Linked DNA regions of Homo sapiens: region 2 is linked to region 1. A link is an interaction called in ENCODE POLR2A ChIA-PET data of the cell type or tissue named here. Cell type or tissue: PC-9. All regions are shown on one strand. Each heading gives the region's core, and the rest is flanking DNA. Links, peaks and the distances in the headings are about the cores only. Region 1 overlaps LOC124903482 (a long non-coding RNA gene). Region 2 has its middle 22 kb from the start of TRH-GTG1-9.

Evidence for each region. ChIA-PET counts read pairs that join two places held together with the same protein. Peaks named below come from ENCODE experiments on the same cell type or tissue, not always from the same donor. Only the 100,000 strongest peaks of a DNase experiment are listed, where the experiment ranks them.
Region 2: POLR2A ChIA-PET joins it to region 1 with 5 read pairs; 3 of 35 experiments call an interaction of 5 or more read pairs at or near these places.

Annotation. Positions count from the first base shown.
Region 1 is chr15:45,339,288-45,350,011 of GRCh38, reverse strand. LOC124903482 (a long non-coding RNA gene) reads right to left here. Exons shown (of 3, transcript XR_007064609.1): 2 at 7,885-7,923; 3 at 7,241-7,540. Among named protein-coding and RNA genes, the nearest start is that of GATM, 34 kb to the left of the region's middle. In PC-9, for the core only: no CTCF peak of the experiment used is centred there; DNase peaks (open chromatin) are centred at 4,821 and 6,351; H3K27ac peaks cover 2,229 bases.
Region 2 is chr15:45,217,745-45,228,468 of GRCh38, reverse strand. No RefSeq gene overlaps it. Among named protein-coding and RNA genes, the nearest start is that of TRH-GTG1-9, 22 kb to the right of the region's middle. In PC-9, for the core only: no CTCF peak of the experiment used is centred there; no DNase peak of the experiment used is centred there.

The DNA of each region.
Region 1 (10,724 bases), core at 3,676-8,675:
CTTTAAAAAAAGAAAAAAACCCTCTCTTCACCTCACTTTCACCTCTAGCTACTGCTCTATTCTTGCACTCTCTGCAGAAGAACTCTTCAAAATAGTCATCTATCCTCCCTGTCTGTAGTTCTTCTAATCCCGTTCCCTCCTGAGCCCACTCATTCAGGCTTCTACCCCCAGCTCTCTACATAAACTGCCCTTGTTACAATTACTAATGTTCCCCACATTGCAAAATCCCAGGCAAATATCCCTCATTCTTACTTGACTCATCGGCACTGTTCAACAGTGGATCCCCTTTTTCCCCCGTAAAACATTTTCTTCCTCTGGTTTTCTTTTTCCTTTCTTTTCTTTTCTTTTCTTTTCTTTTCTTTTCTTTTCTTTTCTTTTCTTTCTTTCTTTCTTTCTTTCTTTCTTTCTTTCTTTCTTTCTTTCTTTCTTTCTTTCTTTCTTTCTTTCCTTCCTTCCTTCTCTCTCTCTTTCTATTTTTTTTTTTTTGACGGAGTTTTACTCTTGTCACCCAGGCTGGAGTGCAATGGTGCGATCTCGGCTCACTGCAACCTCTGCCTCCCGGGTTCAAGTGATTCTCCTGCCTCAGCCTCCTGAGTAGCTGGGATTACAGACATGCACCACTGCGCCCGGTTAATTTTGTATCTTTGGTAGAGATGGGGTTTCTCCATGTTGGTCAGGCTGGTCTCAAACTCCTGACCTCAGGTGATCCGCCCGCCTCAGCCTCCCAAAGTGCTGGGATTACAGGTGAGAGCCACTGTGCCCGACCTTCCTCTGGTTTTCATAATACCCCTCTCACCTGGCTTTCCTCTTTCCTCAATGGCTGCTATTTCTCCATCTCCTTGGCTGGTTCCTACTGACTTTAACCATTGGAGTGCTCCAGGGCTCAGTCTTTGGCTCTTTCCCTTAGATTCTGTCTATATTTTCTTTCTTGGGAAACTCATTCAGTCTTGTGGCTTTCATTTCCATGTATATGACTCCCAAATTGATAACTGCAGTCCTGACTTGTTTACACTCATGTATTCAGCTGCCTATTCAATGTCTCTGTTAGGCACATCCCAAACTGAACTTCTGATGCTTCTCCCAAGACCTGCCTCTCCCTGAGTCTTCCTCTATTTAGTTAAGGTAATTCCATCCCTCCAATGGCTCAGGCTGACAACCTTGGACTCATCTGTGCCTCCTCTCTTTCTCTCACACTTCATATCTAATCCACCAGCAGATCCATCTACCTTTGAAATATATTCAGAATCGTACCACTTCTTGCCACCTCGGTTGCTCCCGTCCTGGTGCCAGCTACTGTCATCTCTCTCCTGGCTTACTGAAAACACCTCGTCCTGATCTCCTTGCTTCTATCCTTGTTCCCTTTTAGTCTGTTCTCATCAGCAGCTAGAATGATCCCGTTAAAACAAAAGTCAAGTCATGTCACTCCTCTCCCTCCCAACTCACTCAGGGGAAGCCTGTGTGCTTACAGAAGTTCCACACAACCTGGGCCCCACTGCCACCCCAGCTCCAGCTCCTCCACCTCCCTTCCTCACTTCACTCCAGCCTCACAGGCCTCCTCGCTGGCCCCAGAACACCCTAGACAAACTTTCACTGTCAGACCTTTGCTCTTACTTTTCTTCTGGAAGCCTTGTCCCCAGCTATCTCCATGAGTTGTTCCCTGCCTCCTTCAGGTCTTTGCTTAAATGCAAGTCCTTCCCTAACCATTTTATTTAAAATTGCAGTCTTCACCCACCACCTGACCACTGGACCTGACCACCACTAGAACTGAGGCAAATTAATTTTGAGTTTGCAGTTGTGTGACTAAAATGTGCCTAGGATTTGAAAGGGGCTTTTGTAAGAGAGAACACCTGCTTGTATGTATGGCCAAAGGTCAGCAAGGCTTTGAAGTTTCTCCCATACCTGGGTACATGTCACTGTCTTAGCCCATAAATACAATTCTAAGCTCTATTTCCAGTTACAGGTAAACTAAATTTCCTTTCTCCTAATAAAGACTCCCAGTCTCCTTGTAGTTTCTTCTTCTGTTTTGTTTGTTTGTTTATTGACATAGAGTCTCATTCTGTCACCCTAGGCTAGAGTACAGTGGCATGATTTTGGCTCACTGCAGCCTCCACCTCCTGGGTTCAAGCGATTCTTGTGCCTCAGCCTCCTGAGCAGCCAAGACTACAGGCACACGCCACCACACCCGGCTCATTTTTTGCATTTTTAGTGGAGACGAGGTTTCACCATGTTGGCCAGGCTGATCTCGAACTCCTGGCCTCGAACTCCTGATCCACCTGCTTCGGCCTCCCAAAGTGCTGGGATTACAGGTGTGAGCCTCTGCGCCCAGGTCCATGTTGTTTCTTCTGTTCCCCGGATTCATTTGTCCAAAGTATACCAGCATCAGTAATGTCTATCATGGTCTTTATTTCACTTAAGGATTTATTCAGATGGACCATCTCTCATGTTTTGGAGTCATTCTTTATAGGGAAACCCATCTTTAATATATTTCTTTTTTTTTTTTTTCATTATACTTTAAGTTCTAGGGTACATGTGCACAACGTGCAGGTTTGTTATGTATGTATACATGTGCCATGTTGGTGTGCTGCACCCATTAACTCGTCATTTTCATTAGGTATATCTCCTAATGCTATCCCTCCCCCCTCCCCCCACCGCACAACAGGCATCTTTAATATATTTCTAAAGCAAGTGATCTCTTTTCAGATGCTCACTTTTCACTTAGGAAAGGTAACTGCTCAAAGTCAGGTACTTGAGCGTGCAAGAGGTTGAGTCATTCTCATGGTATGTAGCAAAACGGTGCAATGCAGAGAAGCTGGAGACAAGCAAAGGATGCCCAATCTATGCTTCTATAGAAGATTTATCAATTCAGGTGTGTGGCTCAGGGACTTGGCCTGCTTGTGGTGGGCAGGAACTGTGATTGAAGATGCCACAGCATTTGGTAGGAGCTTTTGCATGGTAGTCCATGTTTTCCCAGGGACCAGAGAAGGAAAAGGGGTTAGTAATGTTGAGTAAAATGCTCAAACAAAAACGTCAAAGTCTGCTTAATATAATGCTTAAAGACAAAGGGCCAGAATTCTCATCGCTGTTTAAAAGTTGCAAAAGGGCTGCTGCCCCCTCTTTCTCTCTGGAAATGCACCCTCTCAACCACTAGTGGTAATGCTCTTTTGACAAACAAGAAAACTTCTACTCAGATCTACAGCTTCTACTAACTGGGTAACAAAGACTCAAACGGGTTCCAGTAGGAAGAAGGAAGGAAAAACACAAGGCTGAACATGACATTCCCCTTTACACACACCACTTATGCACTTCCAAATACTTTCACACGTGTTTCTTTTCTTCTCTACTTTCAAGTGTAGAGTAGAGAATAACTTCCCCTGTAAAGTACTGAGAGGGAACTCTGTGGCCCTGGAGACACCCACCTCTGGAAAAATTCTTTGCAGCACACATAGTTGTCATAGTTGCTGCTGGACACTGTACTGAATAAAAAAACAGAGTTGACTTCAATTCCTCTGGGGACATAGAAGATGCCTAAGAATGAGGGTAATGAGGAAAGCTGCTGCCACAGCGCGGATTTCAAGTTTAAGTCTTTCTGGGGCTTCTTTAAATAGTAGCATGTGTCTTCTCCTTTTTAAAATTAACCCATCTACCCATCCGTAATTTCTTCAAAGATAAGAAGCATATTGTCTACTTTTCTTTTCTTTTTTTTTTTCCCCGCTCCAAAAAGCCTGAGTAAGTTTTGCTTTGGGTACAAAAAAAAAAAAAAAAGTTTCTGATTGTTTTGAACTTTTTTCCCCCTTGAAAACTGGATGGGTTCCTTTTTATTCCTTAAAGGACTAAATCATATTTCTATGTGTTTCTGTCACCAAGACTCAAAGAAGCACCTACCTGCCACACAAGCATTGGGAAGCACAAGCCCCAGTGAGAAAGATACCCATGACAGTCTTGGAAAAGTCACTCTCCCGGTGGGACACTTTTGAAGCTACAGGCAACAAGAGAGATTAGGAGAAAGGAGCTTGAGGTAGTCATGTATTCTATATACTACCAGCCTATTATGAAAAAGTTCCAAAGGATTCTTAATTTATCACTATTAACATCTCTACCTTCTCTCCTGTAAATTGGCATTTGTTCTGTGTTGTCAGTCTTGGTATCAATCTTGTCTTTTGTGTCTTAAATATTCAAATATCCTTCTTCTCCACCCATAATCCACTAAATATAGTTAACTATATTTAAAAAAAAAAAAAGGAAATGAATATTATCCAGTAGATACACTCAAGGACTTAAAATGTTTTTAAGAGTTCCATCTGAAAAAAATTTTTAACAAAGTATGGAGATTTCACTTTGTATTTCTGCTATAACATTACTTTCTATTGAATGTAATTTTGAAATGTTCTCTTTTTATGAAGATAAATGGATGATAAGGTTCTCCAATAAAAATAAGAAGCAGCACAATAGAAATATATCAGAGCTTCATGAGCTCATGAAGTAATGCTTGTAAATAAATACAAGTATTTGATGCAAATTACAAATGCTAGTCCCAAATAGAAAAAATGCGGAAAGTAAAGATAGAGGAATAACTTTCTTATTAGAAAAGTTGTATTAGTCACAGTTCTCCAGAATAACAGAACCAATAGGAGATCTATGCATCTACCTACACATTGCATGTATGTGTGTGTGTATATACATATATATATATATATATATATATAGAGAGAGAGAGAGAGAGAGAGAGAGAGAGAGAGAGAGAGAGATTTTCAGGAAGTGGCTCATGTAATTCTGGGAGCTGGCAAGTCTAAAATTTGCAGAGCAGGTCAGCAGACTGAAAATTCAGGTAAGAGGTGAGGCTTGCAGGCTTGAGTCCAAAGTCTATAGAGCAGACTGGGCAGACCGGGCAGGCTAGGAACTCTGGCAGGGTTTCATTTTTTTTTTTTTTTTTTTTTTTTTGGTGGGGGTGGGGGAGACAGAGTCTCACTCTGTCACCCAGGCTGGAGTGCAGTGGCATGATCTTGGCTCACTGCAACCTCCACCACCCTAATTCAAGCAATTCTCCTGCCTCAGTCTCCCGAGTAGCTGGGATTACAGGGGCCTGCCACCACGCCTGGATAATTTTTTATTTTTAATACAGATGGGGTTTCACCATGTTGGCCAGGCTGGTCTCAAACTCCTGACCTCAGGTGATCCACCCACCTTGGCCTCCCAAAGTGCTGGGATTACAGGCCTGCGCCACTGTGCCCAGCAACTCTGGCAGGGTTTCTATGTTGCAGTCTTAAGAGAATTTCTTCTTCAGGAAACCTCAGTCTTTTCTCCTAAGGCCTTCAGTGGATTGGATGAGATCTGCTCACATTATGGAGGATGATCTGCTTCATTCAAAGTCTACTGATTTATTTTAAAAATACCTTCACAGCAACATCTAGACTGGTGTTTGACCAAACAACCATGCACCTTAGCCTAGCCAAGTTGACACATAAAATTAAACATCAAGGTAGTCAAGAAGGAGTGTTCCTCTATTTCTTCTTCAGCTCAGGAAGCAAAAAATCTCTGAGACTCAAGGACATAATCAGGTGCACTGAGAAGGTTCCCTAAAGCTTATTCAAGCTTAGCAGATACCAGCCTAGCACTGTTAAAGCCTCAGTGAAAGAAATGAGAGGTTTTGATACCTGACAAAGCTGGTGAAGATCCCAGAACTCTGGCTTGGGCCCTTAGAAGACCAAATTCATGAATAGTCCTTGGTAAATTTGAAAATTTTCCTCTCCTTAAGATTTGGATAAAATGGGCCAGGCACAGTGGCTCACGCCTGTAATCTCAGCACTTTGGGAGGCTTAGGCGGGTGAGTCATCTGAGGTCAGGAGTTTGAAACCAGTCTGGCCAATATGGCAAAACCCCATCTCTACTAAAAATACAAAAATTAGCTGGGCATGGTAGCATGCACCTGTAATCCCAGCTACTCGCGAGCCTGAGGTAAGAGAACCACTTGAACCTGGGAGGTGGAGGTTGCAGTGAGCCGGGATTGCACCACTGCACTCCAGCCTGGGAGACAGAGCAAGACTCCATCTAAAATAATTTTTAGATAAAATGAAGTAAGCAGGATAACAGTAGAATAAGCAATGATTATAGTATTTGAGAATAAGTATAGGATGTAATTAATTATAACCAAGTATATATTCTTTGAAAGCACTTCTAATGTGTATAATTCAATTTAGAGATAATTCTAGGAATTAATTATGTTTAGCTTCTTTAGCAGAATATTATTTGAAAAAGAAAATCAAAAGCATGCCAATCTTTGACCCAGTTAACCATTATCTGTGAGAATGGCATCTAGTGGTAGATTAAGTAATACCTAGGTGGAAATGAAACAACTTTTGGAATGCTAGCTTTGCAAATCTAAGCCAAAACCTATCATGAGATAGCAAAAGTCCAAACCTGTTGTATTCCTTCCGAACATCTAACTCCTATCTCTTCCTTACTTGTTTGTCTTCTGATTGTCAATCTTCCTTAACTTAAAGGGTACATAACTTAAAACTTTCAATCGGCTGGGTGCAGTGGTTCACCCCTGTAATCCCAGCACTTTGTGAGGCAGAGGCAGGCAGGTCACCTGAGGTCAGGAGTTTGAGACCAGTCTGGCCAACATGGTGAAACCCCTCTCTACTAAAAATACAAAAATGTTAGCTGGGCTTGGTGGCACATGCCTGTAGTCCCAGCTACTAAGGAGGCTGAGGTGGGAGAATTGCTTGAACCCAGGATGTGGAGGTTGCAGTGAGCTGAGATTGCACCACTGCACTCCAGCCTGGGTAACAGAGCGAGACCCTGTCTCAGAACAAAAACCAAAAACCAAAAAACAAACAAACAAAAACTTTCAATGAAGAATAACATGTATTCTTAAGAAACATCCTTTTGTTCCACCTTTCCATTACAAATCCTATACTCATCTGATTACGAAGTTTATAGGGAATTCACACTGTTCCTATTTCTATTTCCCTGGTTCCTACTAATTTTTTTTTTTTTTTTGAGACGGAGTTTTGTTCTCGTTGCCCAGGGTGGAGTGCACGGATGTGATCTTGCTCACCACAACCTCTGCCTCCTGGGTTCAAGCCATTCTCCTGCCTCAGCCTCCCAAGTAGCTGGTATTACAGGCATATGCCACCACGCCCAGCTAATTTTGTATTTTAAGTAGAGATGGGGTTTCTCCATGTTGGTCAGGCTGGTCTCGAGCTCCCGACCTCATGTGATCCACCCACCTCAGCTTCCCAAAGTGCTGGGATTACAGGCGTGAGCCACTGCGTCCAGCTCCGGTTCCTACTAATTTTTATAAATTTAGAATTCATGCTTTTCATTCTATAGAAACAAACTTCCCACCAAGGTCTTCACTTTTTCCATAACTAAATATTCTCATTTCTAAAATTGTTTGTATTCCTACAGAGGTTTAAAAGGAGAAAAGAGAAGTAGGGAGTTTGGTCATGTATTCACCGAGGTCTTCTAACATGATCCCAATGGAGTACAGATTGGCGAATCTACAGAGAACAAAGGTTGTGATGACTTCTGTTCTTACCTGAAAAAGAGAAAATATAAGTGAGAAGTTTTGTTCTTCTCACCCAAAGCCTCTCTATCATCTTAATTGTATGCAAAATACTTAAGAAAAACACAGATCAAGGGATGGGAAACGACCAGAGATAAGAATAGCAACTCTGTCCTTTATTGGCAGTCTAGGGAAACTGATCTTTTCTTACCCTATAAATTTGAAAATTATCATGTGATGCTTTTGAAGCCAATAGAATCCCCAATTCTCTGGGAAGGAATGGATTGACTAGGAAAGGAATGTATTATCAGTTCTAAAGAGCTGGCTATCAGGGCTGTGGCAATTTCCTTTTTTCTTTCTCTTTGCCCTCTACTTACTTGTGAAAATTTTGGCGCTCATTATCACCTTCAGCAGGCCTGAAACAAGGAAAAGAATTAAAATTCAAATTAGTAAGCCTTTTTATAGAAGCTTTGCTAAAATACGGAAGAATAAAATTACTCACTATAATTAAAGTTTAACTTCCCAGTTGCCATCAATCTTGTCTGTGAAATCAAACAGTTGGTTTGGCATTTGTGAGATTCCATCTTCTCGAATCCCATAAATCCTTCGTTACTAATAATTACTTACAGCTTAAGAAATTACAATACACTAGGTAGTTTTCTAGATTTTACTATAACTTCTATATTTATTTGTGCTACAGCAATTTTAGGCTTTTTGTGGACTCTGCAAGACTCTTACAAACAAGCTACTTTAATGAGACAATAGCAATAGTGAAAAAGAGACTAAGAAAGCTAATTTTAACAACATAGGCTTCAGAAATATCAAGGCAGAAAGAAACCCTGAGATCTGTCTTCACATCGAAACAATCCTGTGTGGCTTCTATGCCACATTGGAGGGGATTATGTTGTTCTCTTCCATATTTTACTCTTAACACAGGCTGGTATAGATGCACCTTTGTATGCTTCTGCAGGTAGACTACTTATAGAAGAGTACTGTTATTCATTTCCTGCCCATTCTTCTACTCCAGAGAGATGTTTATTCTTATAATGAGACAGATGCTGATGGATGACAAGCTTATTCAGAGAAATTCAGTCCCCAGTATCTCAGCTGCTGGAGGACAGGATTGATGCTGCATTGGTTGCAGCTTCGAGGAGATTCTGTGCCTTGCTATTGTTAGTGTTAGAAATTATTTTTATTGCACATTTTCTGAAAACTGTTAAGAGTCAATGGGCTTACAAACAACTCAGCTAGAAAACCCTGCAATACCCTATACATTAAAGTTGGGAAAAAGTAGTAGAATTGCTGAGCGCGGTGGCTCACGCTGTAATCCTAGCACTTTGGGAGGCCGAGGCGGGTGGATCACAAGGTCAGGAGATCGAGACCATCCTGGCTAATGTGGTGAAACCCTGTCTCTACTAAAATTACAAAAAAATTAGCTGGGAGTAATTGCAGGCACCTGTAGTCCCAGCTACTCGGGAGGCTCAGGCAGGAGAATGGCCTGAACCCAGGAGGCGGAGCTTGCAGTAAGCCGAGATCGTGCCACTGCACTCCAGCCTGGGCGACAGAGTGAGACTCCGTCTCAAAAAAAAAAAAAATGTAGTAAAATTCAGGGCCCATTATCTGACAAAAATGAAGATTATTCTAGGAATAATAGAAAGAGAGGACTCTACCCAAAGAAGAATACGTCAAAATGTCAGAGGGGCTGTGTCAAAAAAGAACCATTTTATTATAATGGGATGCAAATGTGAAGTGGGATGTGGAAGCTACTATATTCCTTTACCATTGGCTGACTTTTTATCCTTAATTTGGACTCTTCCACTTCTAGGTAAATCCGTTTTGATAAGGTAAGGGCTCAAAGTACAGTCAGTTTAAAGGCTGAAGTCAATCTACAAGGACAGTGTGATAAAGATCGGTTTATTATGCTGAAATTCTTGGTTGGTTCTAAGGTACAGTGGGTAAGGGAGGAGATAAATACATCCATATATACATGGAATTCCTGGTTGGTGGGAATGCTCTGGCACCCACTACTATGTCTGAGATGACTTCTGAAAATAAACTGGGATTGAGCTCAATAAATATAAGAACAGAAAAAAATGGACAAGCTTTATTTTATTTTATAAAATTTAAAAGACATTATTTCAATACGTTTTCTTGAAGTATCCCCTACCAGTATATCTGAGCCTTGTCATATCCCTCCTAGTATCAGCATATCAAGCAAGAGTGAAGTTTTATTTTAGGCAATGGGAATATTGACCTCACAAATGGTGCACAGTGATGCTTGTTTATTCTGTTTATTTGGGTAGAGTAAAAATTTTTTTTTTTTTTTTTTGAGATACAGTTTCACTCTTGTTGCCCAGGCTGGAGTGCAATGGCGCGATCTGGGCTCACTGCAACCCCTGCCTCCCAGGTTCAAGCAATACTCCTGCCTCAGCCTCCCCAGTAGCTGGGATTACAGGCGAGTGCCACCGTGCCCGGCTAATTTTTTGTATTTTTAGTAGAGACGGGGTTTCACCACGTTAGCCAGACTAGTCTTGAACTCCTGACCTCAGGTGATCCACCCACCTTGGCTTCCCAAAGTGCTGGGATGACAGGCATGAGCCACGGCGTGCGTAAAATTTAACTAGTGGCATTAAAGATAAGCACTGCTACAGCTGGCTCTGCATCTTTCGTCATCCTTGGAACGTACATAAGTCCTTGGGTAACCCACATTGAACCTCAGTGAATCTTCAGGAGACTGCAGGATGACAGAGGTGGAGATGGGGTAAACTATTCTAGCCCACGGCTACCCCAGGAAAGGTCTGCTTTTGCTTTAATTAAGCTCCAAATATTCTGAGTCAAACTGAATGCTCTGGAATTCTTTAAAGGAAAAAAATGCTCGGGTAACCTAGAGTACCCGATATACTGTCACCCTGGAATTCTCTTTAATAGCTAACACAAGACCAAACAGAACCTCTTAACCAAAGGCCAATCCTCTGGGTCTACTCTGAAGGTTTAAGAGATCCCTGAGCCAACCTCAAGCTTGCGGACAGACTAGCACTCCCCAGCCTCCCCCTAAAATTCGGACTGAATGGCGGGCCAAGGATACTGAAGGGGTTCTCTAACATCCTTATGATGGTGGCTTCTGGAATACACTGCACTAGAAAGTCAGGCTTCCTTAAGAATAGCTGGTCATACTCAGGCAACGTTCCCAGGGATAAATTAGATTAGATGAAAATTA
Region 2 (10,724 bases), core at 2,424-7,423, 120 kb after region 1:
AGGCTGAGATAGGAGAATTGCTTGAACCTGGGAGGCGGAGGTTGCAGTGAGCAGAGATCGTGCCACTGCACTCCAGACTGGGCAACAGAGCAAGACTCCTCCATTTAAAAAACAAAAAAAAAAAAAAAACAAGAAAAACAAACAAAAAAAAACCCAGAAAGTAGCCCATGTGGGTCCTGTACTCTGTTAAAAGCAGCAGTCCCCACCCTTTTTGGCACCAGGGATTGGTTTTGTGGAAGACAATTTTTTCCATGGTTTTGGGATGATTCAAGCACATTATATTTATTGTGCACTTTATTTCTATTATTACATTGTCATATATAATGAAATAATTACACAATTCACCATAATGTGGAATCACTGGGGAGCCGTGAGCTTGTTTTCCTGCAACTAAACAATCCCATCTAGGGGTGATGGGAGACAGTGACAGATCATCAGGCATCAGATTCTCATGAGGAGCACGCGATCTAGATCCCTCTCATGTGCGGTTCACAATAGGGTTCATGCTCCTGAGAAAATCTAATGCTGCTGCTGATCTGACCAGAGGCTCAGCTCAGGCGGTAAAGCAAGCGAAAAGGAGTGGCTGTAAATACAGATGTAGCTTCACTCACTCGCCTGCCACTCACCACCTGCTGTGTGGCCAGTTCCTAACCAGTACTGGTCCATGGCCTGGGATTTGGGGACCCCTGTGTTAAAGAACTTTTAAGAATCAGTGAGCAAGTGAAGGGAAATAGAGCATCTTGTTTAGAATTGTTTCCTGACTTCTTAAAATGTGTAAAATAAATAAATTTTGGAGGCCGGCAAGTCATCCTCAGGACTCTAAAACTGCACCCTCTGTTGGCCCAGACTGTGGGCCAATGGGCCACAGTGAGTTAGACAGAACTTCTGAGCAAAGGGTCTTCATGCGCTGAAAGATTTCAGGCCTGGCCTAGCATGGTGGCTCATGCCTATAATCCCAGCACTTTGGGAGGCCAAGGCAGGAGGATTGCTCGAGGCCAGAAGTTCAAGACCAGCTTGGGCAACATAGGGAGACCCTGTCTCTACCAAAAATTTTAAAAACAGGGCATGGTGGTGCACATCTGTGGTCCCAGCTACTTGGAAGCTGAGGTGAGAGGATCACTTGAGTCTGGGAGTTTGAGGCTGGAGTGAGCTGTGATTGTGCCACTGCGCTCCAGCCTGGGCAATGCAGTGAGACCCTGTCTCAAAAAAAAAAAAAATTCAGGCCTGTGAGGACTAAGCCCTGATTTTTTATCTTGCCCAAATTCCTACCTAAGGGGTCTAGGGAGTCATGCCCTACAAACCATAAAATATCATCAGATGGGTTTTATTTGACCCTATATATTGTGACTTACTTCTCAGTCTGACTCTGGCATAACATTATGAAACAAGGAAAAGATATTTAACCCCAAAATGTATTTCCTTGCCATACCTTGAAATTGCCCTACAAGGTCTCCTGTGGGAAAAATACACATCCTATGGAGATCCCCTTTCCCCTTTGTTTTTCTTCCTTTCTTTCCAGATCCAGGAGATAATCAGCTAAGAGCCAGGTGCCCTTTTAGGTCTGATAAGAAACATTTTACAAGATACTCTCTCTGTCTCTCTGAAGTCTGCTATCTGACGTATTCTTCTGTGCAATGAAACTTGGTCTCCACAATTCTTTATGTTAACCTGAAAAATCGTTTCCATTGATCCCAGGTCTTCAGATAAACTCAACCAATTATCAACCAGAAAGTGTTTAAATTTACCTATAGCCTGGAAGCCACCCCCCTTGAGTTGTACTGCCTTTCTGAACCAAACCATTGTATTCTGAAATGTATTTGATTGATGTCTCATGCCTCCCTAAAATATATAAAACCAACCTGTACCCGACCACCTTGAGCACATGTTCTCAGGACCTCCTGAGGGTTGTGTCATGGGCCATGGTCTCCATTTTTGGCTCAGAATAAATATCTTCAAATATTTTACAGAGTTTCACTCTTTTCATCGACACCTGCATGGGCCCTAGGCTGTAGAATGTGTGAAGCTAACACTAAACACTGTACCATGTTCCCAGGGGCTCCCTCTCTGCCCCTACCAGTGATTTTTTTTTTTTTTTTTTTTTTTTGAGATGGAGTCTTGCTCTGTCGCCAGGCTGGAGTGCAGTGGTATGATCTTAGCTCACTGCAACCTCCACCTCCCAGGTTCAAGAGATTCTCCTGCCTCAGCCTCCTGAGTAGCTGGGATTACAGGCGCACACCACCATGCCCGGCTAATTTTTGTATTTTTAGTAGAGATGAGGTTTCACCATGTTGGTCAGGCTGATCTCGAACTCCTGACCTCATGATCAGCACGCCTCAGCCTCCCAAAGTGCTGAGATTACAGATGTGAGACACCGCACCCGGCCCCTAGCAGTGATTTATAAGCCTAACTTATAAACCTCCAACCCAGGTCCCAGAACAGTAGATTACTGGCTCCACCAATTGGAAGGCATGATGTACCTTTCTGGGCCACAGAGCAAGAGGTCTAGATTAAGCCTTCCCTGCTGCTGTGGACTGATATGTGCCCCTTTCTCCCAAAAAATTCATATGTTGAAGTCCTAACCCCCTGTGTGACTTTATTTGGAGTAAGAAAGTAATTAATGTTACATGAGGTCATAGGATAGAACCCTAATCAGATAGGATTAGTCTCCTTATAAGAAGAAACACCAGAGAGCTTGCTCACTCTAGCGCCCTCTGCCCTTTGAGGACACAGGGAGAAGGTGACAGTCTGCAAGCCAAGATGAGAGCCCTCACCAGAAACTGAACTGGTTGGACCCTTTATCTCGGACTTCCAGCGTCCAGAACTGTGAGAAAACAAATGTCTGTTATTTAACTCACCAGGTCTGTGGTATCTTGTTACAGCAGCCCAAGCCGACTAAGTCATCTGCCTACTCTCTAATGCCTCAACATTTATATATGGAGGGTTCAACTGAACGGATACACCTCTAGGCCCACTCGTACTCACACCACATTTCTTCCTATTATATATCTTTTATTCTACAGAAATGTACACAACACTGCTTTTTTCCGTATGCCATTGCTCCTTTGCCATGATTTGGATATTGTATCACAAATGAGACAGATTCTGTGTGACAAGAATACTTGGAAGATCCAGGTACACCATGGGGCCCTGGAAGCAGCAGACAATCTTCTTTTGTGACCTGTCTTGGTCTCAGGGTCTCATCATAAAGGAGGTTAGCTTGAGGGAGCTCCATTAAAATGATCATGTTATTTTGGGGTGGAAGGATAATATTTTTTAACACCCTTCTACAAATTAGCAGGTTAGCTGGCTCCCTCTGAGGAGATTTAGATAAAGAGATTATATTTAATGAGGGGAAAGAAGATTCACAAACCCCAGGTAGGAAAGTTTAGGGACCAGAGTTGACCTCAACCCGTGGACTGTGAAGCTGAGATCAACAAACCAGAATGGCTGACTTGACAGTTTTTTCTTTTCGTATCTTCCAGAAGATAGAAAACGACAATGAAATACTTGATGCTGATACAGCACAAGCCTTGGCAAAGGTTAATAATCAATTGTAAAGCAGTTAAGATAAAACCTTAAATTATTAACTGGTTATCTTGGAATTTAAGGAGCAAGGCCCCAGGGATATGACACCTGATTAGTTATGTATGTGTGAGCTGGGGCCAGGGTGGGGAGAGTCGCAGAAAGAAGTGGTCACAGGAGGGTGCCCTATTAGAAATGGTTGGGCAGAAGAGGGTGGGGGTGGGGGGAGTGAGCAGACAAAAGAGGCTGGAGAACTCTGTTGATTGACAAAGGTACCTATATCAGTGTTGTGCCTTGGGGTAGCCATGGTGCTGGACGTTAATCACAAAGATTACTGTCCTTTCCGAACTGGTATATAACCAACTGCTTAGGAGAGGGGGCTACAAAGAGACCACTGGAAACAAAGGGTCTTTCTTTGAAATTGTTATGAAGTGTTATCAGATTTGTGTTCAGTGTATTATCCAATCTTAACCTTCTGCCTCATTAAAATGTTAAGCCTTTGGAAATGTTTTAGGGTCACCGTATGTTCTGTAGAATTACAAGATGGCTCTGTTGTCTAGTGGCTCCACCTTTATCACCTTGGTGATTTTCAGGAAGGCAGGCCCCCAAATCACTCAGCGTAGTCTCAATGGCTTTTTCTTTAGAGCCCATTGAAAATTGCTGGGGTTTCCTCTGCCAAAAATAGCTATTCATATATATCTGAATAACTTATGACTGTGGTTTATATTTAAAGAAAGCATTTCAATACTTTTTTTTATTATTTTCTAAGAGTCACGAAATCTGCCTTGTGGCTTTCTGAGCCACAGGGCAGCAAGCTAAAGGTAATAGAAGATGACACTGGCAATATGTGCAAGGACAGAGGTTGCAGAAGCCTGTTAAAGAATCAGAAATCCCTCCTTGTTTTTGGGCATGTGACTGTGAGCTGTTGAAGCAGAAATGAGATGCTTGATAGTTAGAGCCGATTTCACCTTCTTGAGCATGGAGCAAAGGCTGGGGCCAGGTTTACAAACACAACACAAAAGAAGAACCTCTTGCCTATGTTGTGGTGCTATGCTGTGAAGAATTTTTCAGTGGTCAGTTGTTGGTTGTCTCTTGTAGCCACATTGTTTAGGGTGACATTATTTATATGACCTTGATTACATGAAGTAAAGATTAAGAGAACTATAAAATGTTTAGAGATTCATCCAATCCAACCCTTTTAATTTACAGATGGGGAAACTGAGGTCCAGAGAAGGATGTGATTTGATGTGCCTGTAGTGGGTTGAATAATGTCCCCCTAAAAGAGATGTCCAAGTTCTAATCCCTGGAACTTTAAACATTATCTTATTTGGAAAAAGCGTCTTAGCAGATATAATTAAGCTAAGGGTTCATGATAAGATTATCCTTGATTTAGGGCAAACTACATCCAATGGCAGGTGTTCTTGTAAGAGAAAGGCAGAGGGATATTGAACACACAGAGACGCAGAAGAGAAAAAGTGATGTGAAGATGGAAGTAGAGATGGAATTAGGTAAGCCACAAGGCAAGGAATGCCTGGAGCCACCAGAAGCTGAAAGAGTCAAAAAGGAGGGAATATTTGGAGAGAGTGTGACTCTACCAACACCTTGATATCAGACTTCTAGCTTCCAGAACGATGAGAGAACAAATTTCTTTTGTCTTAAGCTACATGTTTATGGCAATTTGTTACAGCCGCCCTAGGAAACTAACACAATGCACAAAAGATAGAACCAGGCTAGAACCCAAATCTCTGGACTCCCTCAGTCTTGTGTTTCCCTTCCTCCATTTCACATGCTCTGAGTTCTGATCTCGTCAAAGATGTAAAAAGCATTCACACTCCTTGCTGTTAAGAACACAACTTCTGAAATGAAGGCAATGAAGAACACTGCAGATGCTGCTGTTTCCGTGAGTCGAGGCTTAGCCCATCCAACAACTAAGCTTTCTGAGCTTGGAAGTAATAGATTTGACTGTGGTATTAAGCTTTAGGGAATCATGCCGAGATCTGGAAGAGGGAAACTGATAAAAAATAGCCAGAAAGGTTAGCCAATTGACTCCAACAAAATACACAGAAAGCAGATAATAATATCTACCTCACAAAGTGTTTATGCAATAAACAAGTATTTATTGAGCACACACTATAGATGCCAGACATTAATCTAGGCTCCTTGATCTCAGTGGGAATAATGGAATCTCATTTATATGCATTTAGCCTCTGCCACTGGCAGCATATAAATGCCAGACAGTATGGTTATGGTTATGGAAATGGGACACAAGGCCTGTTTGGTAATCAATGGTTTGAGCTGCAGGCATCCTTGTCATTGCCTAATTGCTCATGGTCTCCCCAGAATTGAAACAATGAGCGCCTACAAAGTCCTAACTGAAAAAAAGTCTAGGTCTGGTGAGCAGAAATCTTACTTGAGGCACCACAACAGAGAGTACACTGTGTAACTTTTGTGTCTTTCTCCAGATCCTTTCTCCCTTGTTCTCCATCTTGCTCTGACCTGTGTGGACTGTGTCACTAGGCTGCCTTGCCCTCTCGCTTCTGCTTGGGTTTAGCCAATGGGAAGCACTGGCAGGAGGTTGAATGCCTTTCAACCTATTTCCCCAGCTACCCCAGGGCTTGCTCAATGGACTCATAAATAATGTGGCCATGTAGCAGGGTTAGAAGTTATGCATCGGCTCTGCCATAGGGATTTCTCACCAAGGCTGATCTGGCTACTCCCATTGGTGATTGCTGAATCTACCTATAGCAAAGGTCAACGATGAGTCCCTAGTATGGCACGCTTTCTCAGCAGCACCAGACAGTCACCTGATGGCAGGTTGATTTCACGGCCCCCTAATGGAGGAAGGAGGCAGCAATTCCTCAGTGGACTTGACTCATTCTGGATATGATGCCTATTAATACTTCAATGTCCCATATCAAAAAGTAAAGGAAGACTATAGCAACACAGTTTAATCAGAACCATTAATAGTTCACAAACTTAAGAGTGAAGGTGTAAGTCATGCTGTAAGATAAAAACCAATTAGTTGAAGGGCTGACTGAGGGAATAGGGAATGTGAAATGGATAGGGGAAGAAGGAAATTATTAACACCAACTACTGCCTCATCACCAATTAAGAAATGAGATTTTGGCCAGGCAAAGTGGCTCATGCCTATAATCCCAGCACTTTGGGAGCCCAAGGCAGGCGGATCACGAGGTCAGGAGTTCGAGACCACCCTGGCCAACATGGCAAAACCCCGTCTCTACTAAAAATACAAAAATCAGCCGGGCGTGGTGGCAGGCCCCTGTAATCCCAGCTACTCAGGAAGCTGAGGCAGGAGAATTGCTTGAACCCAGGAGGCAGAGGTTGCAGTGAGCTGAGCTGAGATTGTGCTATTGCACTCCAGTCTGGGTGACAAGAGCAGGAGTCCATCTCAAAAAAAAAAAAGAGATTTTAGTAGCTAAACATATTTTTCCCTTGGTTTGTTTTATATATGTACAACTAATATATAGACTTTCTTCCCCTTCTCTGTCCTCTACTCTTTCATTTAGGGTGAGTTGATGGTAGCTAACCTCATAATTTAGTTTTTAGGTTACAGGATACCAAAGGAAGATTGTGACTGAAAAGGAAAAAGAAGGACCATCATAAAGAGAAGAGAAATGACTGGTAGGACTTTGGGTCTCCCCTTCCAAGGAAGATAGTGAGGGCATCTTCATTTGCATGAGAGATAGTCACAGAACTGAGGTGAAAGCATTATGCTGTCATTCTCATTGTTTGAAAATAAATGTGGGTAAAAGGCTATGTATGGATGCTGAGCACCTGAGGCAGTGAACTGCACCGGACTATCCACTAGCAACGCAGGATCTCTCTTCTGTGATCCCCCAAGAGTTAGATACTAAGAGCATTTCTTAGTATCTTTTGCTAACCATTTTCCATGCTAGATGCCATAAATGAGAGGTACTTCTGTGGGATTTGGAGAATGGAAGAGAGACAGAGTATTATTATATTCCCCCCTGTAGCAGTGGACAGATATATACACTTCAGCAGATACAAACGAAACTAGGGGCACAGCTATAAATAAGACAGAGGTTTAAAAGTTAATAAGATAATTCTATCAACAGCATTTAAAAACTTGAAGAAAAAGACCAATTTCTAGGAAAGTAACTTACTACATCTGGCTCAAGAAGAAATTGAAAGTCCCCCAAATCCTATTACTGTTAATTAAATTGAAGAAGTCATGAAAAATCTGTCAACAGACTTAACATTTTCACCTGTCAAAAATTAACTTACAATAATTCTCTTTCTGGAAAATTAGAAAACTGGATAAAATATATGAAACAGTGGCTTTCAGACATTGGACAACAGGCAACATATAACTATGATCTCTGAGAGAAAGAGAACAAATGAGGTGAGCCCTGGGATTGGCCAGTTTACAAAGACAGAGAACACCAGAAATCTGCAGAGGAATCTTTTTGAGTCTTTGGCTGAGAAGTAACTTATGTATACATCCAGTGAATCACCATGAAGCCGGGTAAAGGACCACCAGAATGTAGTAAACTAAACAATTTCTGGAGCTCACACAGGGCTGTGAGTAGTTTGTGTTACTACTAGCCAGAAGGATCATGCTTTGGTTAGTAAGCCCTGAAAGTTTGAAACTAACCCCAAGTAATTTTTTTTTTTGAACCAGAGTCTCACTCTGTCACCCCGGTTGGAGTGCAGTGGCATGTCTTGGCTCACTGCAACCTCTGCCTCCGGGTTCAAGCGAGTCTCCTGCCTCAGCCTCCCTAGTGACTGAGATTACAGATGTGCACCACCATGCCACGCTAATTTTTGTATTTTTAGTAGAGACAGGGTTTCACCATGTTGGCCAGGCTGGTCTCGAACTTCTGACCTCGTGATCCACCTGCCTCAGCCTCCCAAAATGCTGGGATTACAGGCATGAGCCACCATGCCCAGCAACATCAAGTAATTTTAACCACATGCCAGAATAATGTCAACACTCTAAAGAAATACCACAATATCAACACCTAATGATGTAAAACTCATGGAGTCTGGCATACAAGAAAATAATTACCAAATATGCAAAGAAGTAGAAAAATATAACCCATAATCAAAAGGAAAATCAATCAGTATAAATCTCAAAACTATAAGAAGATGGAATTAGCAGACAAGAACCTTAAGACAGCTAACATAAATATTATAAATATTCTTAAGAATGTAAAAGGCGGCCAGACACGGTGGCTTATGCCTGTAATCTCAGCACTTTTGGAGGTCAAGGTGGGAGGAATGCTTGAGCCCAGGAGTTTGAGACTAGCCTGGGCAACTTAATGAGACTCCATTTCTACCAAAAATTTTTAAATTAGCTGGGCACAGTGACATGTGCCTGTAGTCCCAGCTACTTGGGAGACTGAGTGGGGAGGATCAGTTGAGCCCAGGAGGTTGAGGCTGTAGTGAGCCCTGAACACACCACTACTCCCAGCCTGGGTAACAGAGTAAGCCCTTGTGTCAAAAAGAAAAAAAAATGTAAAAGAAAACATAAACATAATGAGAGAAACACAATATAAAAAGATATAAATGGAACTTCTAGAGATTAAAAATATAATATCCGATATAAAAAAATTAGACTGGGTGGGATTAACTGTGAACTTGAAGATATAGCAATATAAACTATCCAAAACGCAGTGTAGAGAGAAAAAGGAAAATGAATCAAACCTCAACAACCAGCTGGGCACAGCGGCTCATGCCTATAATCCCAGCACTTTGGGAGGCCAAGGTGGGCAGATCGCTTGAGCCCAGGAATTTGAGACCAGCCTGGACAACATAGTGAGACCTTTTCTCTTATTTTTTAAAAGAAAAAATATTTTAAAACTTAAAAAATTAAAAATTAAAAATAAAAACGAATCTTAACAAGCTGCAGGACAGCCGGGCATGGTGGCTTATGCCTGTAATCCCAGCACTTTGGGAGGCCGAGGCGGGCGGATCACCTGAGGTCAGGAGTTCAAGACCACCCTGGCCAACATGGCAAAACTCCGTCTCTACTAAAAATACAAAAATTAGCTGGGCATGGTGGTGCAAGCCTGTAGTCCCAGCTACTCTGGAGGCTGAAGCAGGAGAATCGCTTAAACCTGGGAGGCTGAGGTTGCAGTGAGCCAAGATCACACCACTGCACTCCAGCCTGGATGACAGAGCAAGACTTCATCTAAAAAAAAAAAAATTACTTGAACAAATAACAGTATACAATTTCCCCCCCACACACAAAGAAAGTCACAGAGGAGGTATATGATCTTGCTTTAGCAAGATCTGCTTTGCGTTTAGCTTCCCTGGGCCTCAGTTTTCTGATCTTTAATATAATGCCTATCTGATAAGTGCTTGGAGGATTAGCTTGTGATAGATGTAAAGCTCTTGGTCCAATGCTGAGTACTCAGTTGTTGCACATGAATGGAAGTAATGAATGTAAAATCCCCAACACCAGGCTTGGCAAAAAGTAAACACCTCAAAATGTAAATTATTGTTATCATTTCATCCCTTGTTTTCTTTCTTTGGTCTATATAGACTTAATTTCATTATAAAGATAAAATAGACCTTGAATGATTAAAAAAAAAATTATAGCCTGGGCAACATAGCAAAACCCCATTTCTACACACACACACAAAATATATATATATATATATACACACACACACACACACAAATATATATATGTATACACAAAATTTATATATACACAAAAATTAGCTGGGTGTGGTGTCAAGCGCCTGTAGTCCCAGCTACTGGGGAGTTAGGGGGCTGAGGCAGGAGGATCACATGAGCCCAGGAGGTTGAGGCTGCAGCGAGCACCACTGCACTCCAGACTGGGTGACAAAGCCAGAACTCGTATCAAAAACAAACAAAACTCAGCTAACCTCAAGCAGAATAAACATAATGAAAACACACAGAAAGGCAATCATAATCAAACTGCAGGAAATAAGTGATTAAAAAGAAAATGTTCAAAACAGCCAGAGGAAAAAAGGTAACTACAGCAGACTTCTCATCAGAAACAATGCAAGCAGAAGACAGCAGAGCAACATCTTTTAAAGTATTGAAAGGAAAACCTATCAACCTGGAATTCTAGTGTGTGAGTGTGTGTGTGTGTGTGTGTGAGTGACAGAGTTTTGCTCTTGTCACCCAGGCTAGAGTGCAGTGGTGCGATCTCAGCTCACTGCAACCCCCACCTCCCGAGTTTAAGT